2 separate regions of the Homo sapiens genome follow, and region 2 is linked to region 1. The links are chromatin loops, found by intact Hi-C in ENCODE. Cell type or tissue: IMR-90. All regions are shown on one strand. Links, peaks and the distances in the headings refer to the core of each region. The heading gives the core; the rest is flanking DNA.

What was found. Hi-C counts contacts between places; a loop is a spot of excess contacts. Peaks named below come from ENCODE experiments on the same cell type or tissue, not always from the same donor. Only the 100,000 strongest peaks of a DNase experiment are listed, where the experiment ranks them.
Region 2: a loop joins it to region 1, with 3 times the contacts of the local background. A loop is called at or near these places in 11 of 110 quality-filtered maps.

The regions. Positions count from the first base shown.
Region 1 is chr3:64,547,207-64,550,009 of GRCh38, reverse strand. The region is part of intron 31 of ADAMTS9 (ADAM metallopeptidase with thrombospondin type 1 motif 9); the gene reads left to right. Among named protein-coding and RNA genes, the nearest start is that of ADAMTS9-AS1, 13 kb to the left of the region's middle. In IMR-90, for the core only: no CTCF peak of the experiment used is centred there; a DNase peak (open chromatin) is centred at 1,559; H3K27ac peaks cover 1,952 bases.
Region 2 is chr3:64,665,777-64,668,579 of GRCh38, reverse strand. The region is part of intron 3 of ADAMTS9 (ADAM metallopeptidase with thrombospondin type 1 motif 9); the gene reads left to right. Among named protein-coding and RNA genes, the nearest start is that of ADAMTS9-AS2, 18 kb to the left of the region's middle. In IMR-90, for the core only: no CTCF peak of the experiment used is centred there; no DNase peak of the experiment used is centred there; H3K27ac peaks cover 247 bases.

The DNA.
Region 1 (2,803 bases), core at 48-2,547:
GAAAATTGTTAGGTAATATGATTGCTGCCACTGGGTCTCTTCAAAGTTTGACAGGCAGCAATTTCACATGTTAATGAGATGAATATTTGCATTTAGATGATGTGTGTGTTGGGTGTTGAATTGCTTCCTGCACTAAAGCTGATCCCAAAGTCTTTTCTAATTATCTCGCCCTATCCTTTATTCCTGTGAATTTTGTCCTTCGAGGGGACATTTGGCAGTGTCTAGAGACAGTTTGGTTGTGACAGCTGGGGAAAGGGGACCCTACTGGCCAGGGTTGGAAGGTGGAGGCCAGGGATGGGGCTAAGAATCCTATAGTGCGCAGGGCAGCCCTCACAATACAGAATTATCTGGCCCAAATGTCAGTGGTGCTGAGGCTGGGAAACCCTGCTCGACCCCAACCCTGCATCTTCTCGGTATGCCCTGAGTAGTACCGCATGCCCTTAGAGAGTGAAGAGGAGACATGGTTCTGATCTTTACGACATTGATTTGCTCTTGGCCAGCCAGGAACATGTGGAATCCAAATGAGTGTTCAGAATAGTTCTTGATATTGGGTTTGAGGCATAGGTTCCAACCCATCCAGATCCCAACGCAGGGGGATCTCACCTTTCACCTGGCCAAGATTGACATCTTCATCTTAGCTTATCTCTTGTGTAGCACTTTTATTATGGGACTTGAGTCATATTACTCCTATAGCTTTAATATAACCATAACCCCCAAAAGATGAAACAGGGAGAAGATTGAAAAGAAAAAAGGAAGCCTTCCACATTTCTGTAAATTTGCAGGTGTATCATGAATTGAAAAGTCTGCAAATTTATGGGCAACAACTACAGGGCTGGAAACAGTATTTAGCACAGATACAGGGACCACAGGGAAGGAAACCTGCAATGAGGGGAGAGGGGCCGAAAGGGACTGGCACCAGCATCCTCTCTAGAAAAGAAGACATGCCTTCTCTCTGGGACCTCTATTACCTGGAGGCTTCTTTGTGTGTTTTTCTCTGAGCTCTACTCCACCTGAATTGGCGGAGGCCCGAGCTAGACTGGCAAAGAAGAGCTCTGTCAGTCCTGATTGACACATGCATTTTCTAGCAGGGCCTGAAGTGTACAGCTCATGCAGGGAGCCCACAGTCTTATTGTTTTGCTTTGCTGTTATTTTCAATTTAGAAAAGTAATACGTGCTCATGTGGAACCAAGCACATACACCAAGGCATGCAGAGTCTACAGTATGAGTTTCTCTCTGAAATGGTTTGAGGAAACCAGCAGCAGTCAACATTTTCACAATGCTGATATCAGCTAGCTGAGAGCATCTGTTCTTGCCAGCTTCTTTATAGAGATGTGGAGGCCTCTGTGTTTAGCCTGACCATATTTGGGGCTCAGTTCCATCAGCAAATGCCTGTCTCCCACTGGGCTCCCCCCCACATAAATAGCCAGGGGACGACTTTTGCTCCTGGTTTGTAGGGGTCAAGAGTCTCATTCCTTGCCCCTCTCAAATGCACAACTTTGTTTAAGTTAGTATGGACTGTTGTCAATGCATGCAACACTGGGTCAGACACTAAGATTACCCACAGCTTGGACAGAGTTTGTTAGCCATCTGCATGAAACACCCCGGGCTGGCCTTACACTTTCCTGGCCTGGCGTCAACTTGGCCTTCAAACATTTGAACAGCAGCAGCCAAAGAAGGAAGAAATGTACACAGAGCATTTCTATGTCTCGAGCCAACTGGAAGGGAAGGCCTAGGGATGCTCTGCGTGCCTCTAGCTGGACTTGTTCTCTCCTGCCTCTGGGATTTCTTCAAGGAGAGCCTTTTCCCTGGAAAAGTTGCAGGAGAAGAAAACTATGTGACTAAAAGCAGCAGGAGACATTAGGGCAGAGCAGACACTGTGGCTTCTCACTGCCCTTGAGAATTGATGAAAGCTGTGGTCCCTCACCCCAGAAAAAGCATAACACACCACATGTGGCATACTGTTTTGGGGTATTTATCCCACCCTCACCCAAGAACCGTAAGTCTAGAGAATACCGGCACTCTACCCCAAGTTTATGAAGCACATTTACAAAAGATGACCAGTTATTTGATGCTGTTGCCTAAAAATATCATCAAAACTAAATTAATTGTAACTCTGTTTTATTTTTTATATAGAAAATGATAAAAAAAAAAACTTAGCTAAGGAGGTTGAAAGTTGGGACACTATAACGATGTGTATTTCTTCTGCATTTCTGTATTGGTAGAGTATGTTTAAATGCCATAGACTTAGGATAAAAGAGTACAGATGAGGGCGTGATATAGAGCAAGAGGTAGAAAAGCAGAAAGGTAACATGCCAGTCAACATCTATAGCCTAGCTGGGTGTGGTGGCACACACCTGTAATCCCAACTACTTGGGAGGCTGAGGCATGAGAATCACTTGAACCTGGGAGACGGAGGTTTCATTGAGCGGAGATCATGTCACTGCACTCCAGCCTGGACAACAGAGTGAGACACAGTCTCAAAAAAAAAAAAAAAAAATCTATAGCCAGGGAGAGAGATAGGAGAAAGAAATTAAATGGAGGGCAGGTAGGAAAGCCAACAGCACCACGGAGGGAAGGAAAACAGTCCCAGAGTCCCCGTTGGCTCAGTGCTTGGATTTCACACTCAAAATGCCGACTCACGGGTCAGCTGCTGCTGTCTCCTCTTCCCTTCCCAATTTGGTGGTCATCATAGCTTTAGAAAAGAGCAGTTTGCCAACCTGTGCAGTTGGGCTGAAGATGCAAACTGAATGAATGACAGCTGGAGCACCTCCCCCTCCTCCTCCCTTCGAAACCTCCAGAAGGG
Region 2 (2,803 bases), core at 53-2,552, 120 kb before region 1:
GCATGAACTATCATTATTCCCTTTTCACAGATGAGGAAACTGAGGCACAGAGGGCTGAAGTGACTCACCAGAGGTCACACAGATTGAATGCAGAGCAGCTGGGATTTACACACGGGTCTCTCTGATTCCCGAGCTCACACTCTTATCTCCCGTAATACGCTGTCTCTGGTATACACTCTGCAAACACTTCCTGCCTAGAATGCACCATCCTATACGGTCACCAGGAGGCCCTTGAGATGTGGCTAGTGTCACATGTTGAAATAATATTTTGCATAATGGGGTTCAATAGACTCTATTATTAAAATTAATTTCATCTGTTCCTTTTGACGTTAAAAAAACGTGGCTACTAGAAATTCTTAACTTTCACGTGTGGCTTGCATTTTATTTCTACTGGAGAGTGCAAGCTTGGGAGATGCCAAGCCGTGGCACAAAGCAGCCTGAGAGGCAGCCATGGCAAGTGCACTGCAGCCAGGACAGGGTGTCTGTGGGCAGTTGGCACCCTGACAGGCGGAAAGGTCACTCTCCCGCTACTGCTAAGAGATGGAGTGAATCGAAACCAACATTTCCTAAAGGGTACTTTGCAGGATATTAATAGCAAAACTAAATAGTCTCTTAGTAAAACACAGGCCCTGGGATGTTCAGCGTCTTATACTACTTCAAATAGATACTTTAAATATTTTCTCAAGTTATTTCAAGTGTCCCTCAGTTTCCTCATTTCTGAAATGAAGGTAATAGTTCCTACCATATCGGGTTGCTTTGAGGAATAATCAAGTTAATCCATATGAAGTGCTTAGGAGAGTGCCTGACACAGAGAAAAGCAACTCAACAAACGTTGGCCAGTATGATTATAGCCTATAGTCATTGTTGTTATCACACTTAGTTGAAGGAGCTACAGAATGGAGAATGAAAAGGACACAGAAGGGCTTTTGGGGGTAGTGCACCCAGCTCTCATGCCCAAGTCAGCAAATTTAACTCCCCAGGTAGCTGGAGGCACCCACCCCCTTAGAAGGTATTGAGGGGACCCTCAGACACCTTCCACTGCCCACCACCGCCCCTTAAAAGCCAAGAAGCTTCTCAGTTGTTGCCTTCCACTCGCACGCCCTTCTCTCCCTGAGAGGGAAGCCCATCCACACATCCCACCTGCGTCTTGTTATAGTTCTAGTGATGGTGCTGTCCCCATCACTTGCCTCTTAACTTGGCAAAGATCCCGTAAGTTTGGCAATCATGCGACTCAGCACATGTAAACTGGTTTCTTTCCTGCAAGACTTCTCAGGGCTCTTAAAATGCTAATGTGCATGGAGAAAGTTCCAGATGTGCATGCTGTGTTAAGTGTTTTGCAAAGTTAATTGATTTGTTTTTGGAACTATCTTATGGGACTAATGTTCCATAAACCACTCTCATGGAAACATAGTTTATAAAGGTTCAGGCCAGCCCAAAGTGAGTCTTAGCCACAATCTCTTCTGCCACCACTCTTTGTATTTATTTACTGTCAGCACTGTGCATGTAGCACTACTTGACACTGGGCACATCACTTAAAAAAATAATAATAAAACAAAAAAACAACAGCTCACACTATTATTTGTTTGGTTGATTTTTGTTGAGACAGGGTATCCCTATGTTGCATATGCTGGTCTTGAACTCCTAGCCTCAGGCATTCCTCCTGCCTTCACCTCCTAAATTTCTGGGATTACAGGAGGATCCACTGCACCCCATCAAAGATTCTTTCTAAAACAAAATTGTTTTGTTTGAGAATGTCAATATACTAATTTATAAAGATCAGATGTTTTGCATGCTACAAGTAAAACAATACCACTAATAATTATTATTATGTTAAATATGTATTGGACCTGTCCTCTGTGTCATGCCCTGCTTTAAGGGCATTTTATGTATTATCTCTTTTAATCTCCACAGTTACTCTTTGCAGTATGCTGTTATTACCATCATTTTACAGATGAGGAAACTGAGGCTTTAAAGAAGGAAATGACACAAGAAAGGGCAACTAGAGTAGCTTTAGGGGAGGAATGGAAACCAGGGTTGGCCTGGCTCCAGAATCCAAGTGGAACACCACAGATGATTCCTGTGCAGACTTCCTTCTCTCTGTCAAGCTTGGGTGGAGCAGAAAGGGGTCTCGCCTTGCTCCTGAATCCTCCCTTTGGTCCTGTGCTCTGTGAAGTCACAAGGTAGCCCAGCGCCTTGAGGAAACTCAGTTAAATTTTGATAAACCTTACAAAATAGAGAGCAATAATTAACTTTCCAACTGTTAATGTTAACATTCAGATCTCCTCGGCCCAACCCCATTTGGTAGGAAACACTTCAGTGAGTAACCACTGAATAACGAGGCCTGGCTGGTATTTGCTGAAATAATTCCAGTTATTTAGTAACATACTGTGCATTTTATTGTATTGCAACGTGAAGTGAAGCTCATTTAAAACATTTTTACCAATAAATCAGCAGATGTTAAAGTTTTTTGCTGTGAGGTTTTTTAAAATAAGGATACTATCTTAAATTTTTGTAATCCTTTTTTTAAAAGATTGGACCCACGTTTTATTCTTGTTTTGTCATTGCTGTTGTTTATTTCAACTTATCTAGCCCAGTACTTGGCACAAAATCGATGTTCCACGAGTGAATTTTTTTAAAAATGTAACTTATAATTTATAAGAAATTCTCTATATGCTTTCTTATTTAATTCTCAAAATAGCCATAAGATGGAAGCAAGTATTTATATGCCCATTTAAAGGTCAGGAAACTGAGGCCCAGAGAAGTGACTCAGAAAAGAGCCTTCATATGGGATAGTAGGGTGAAG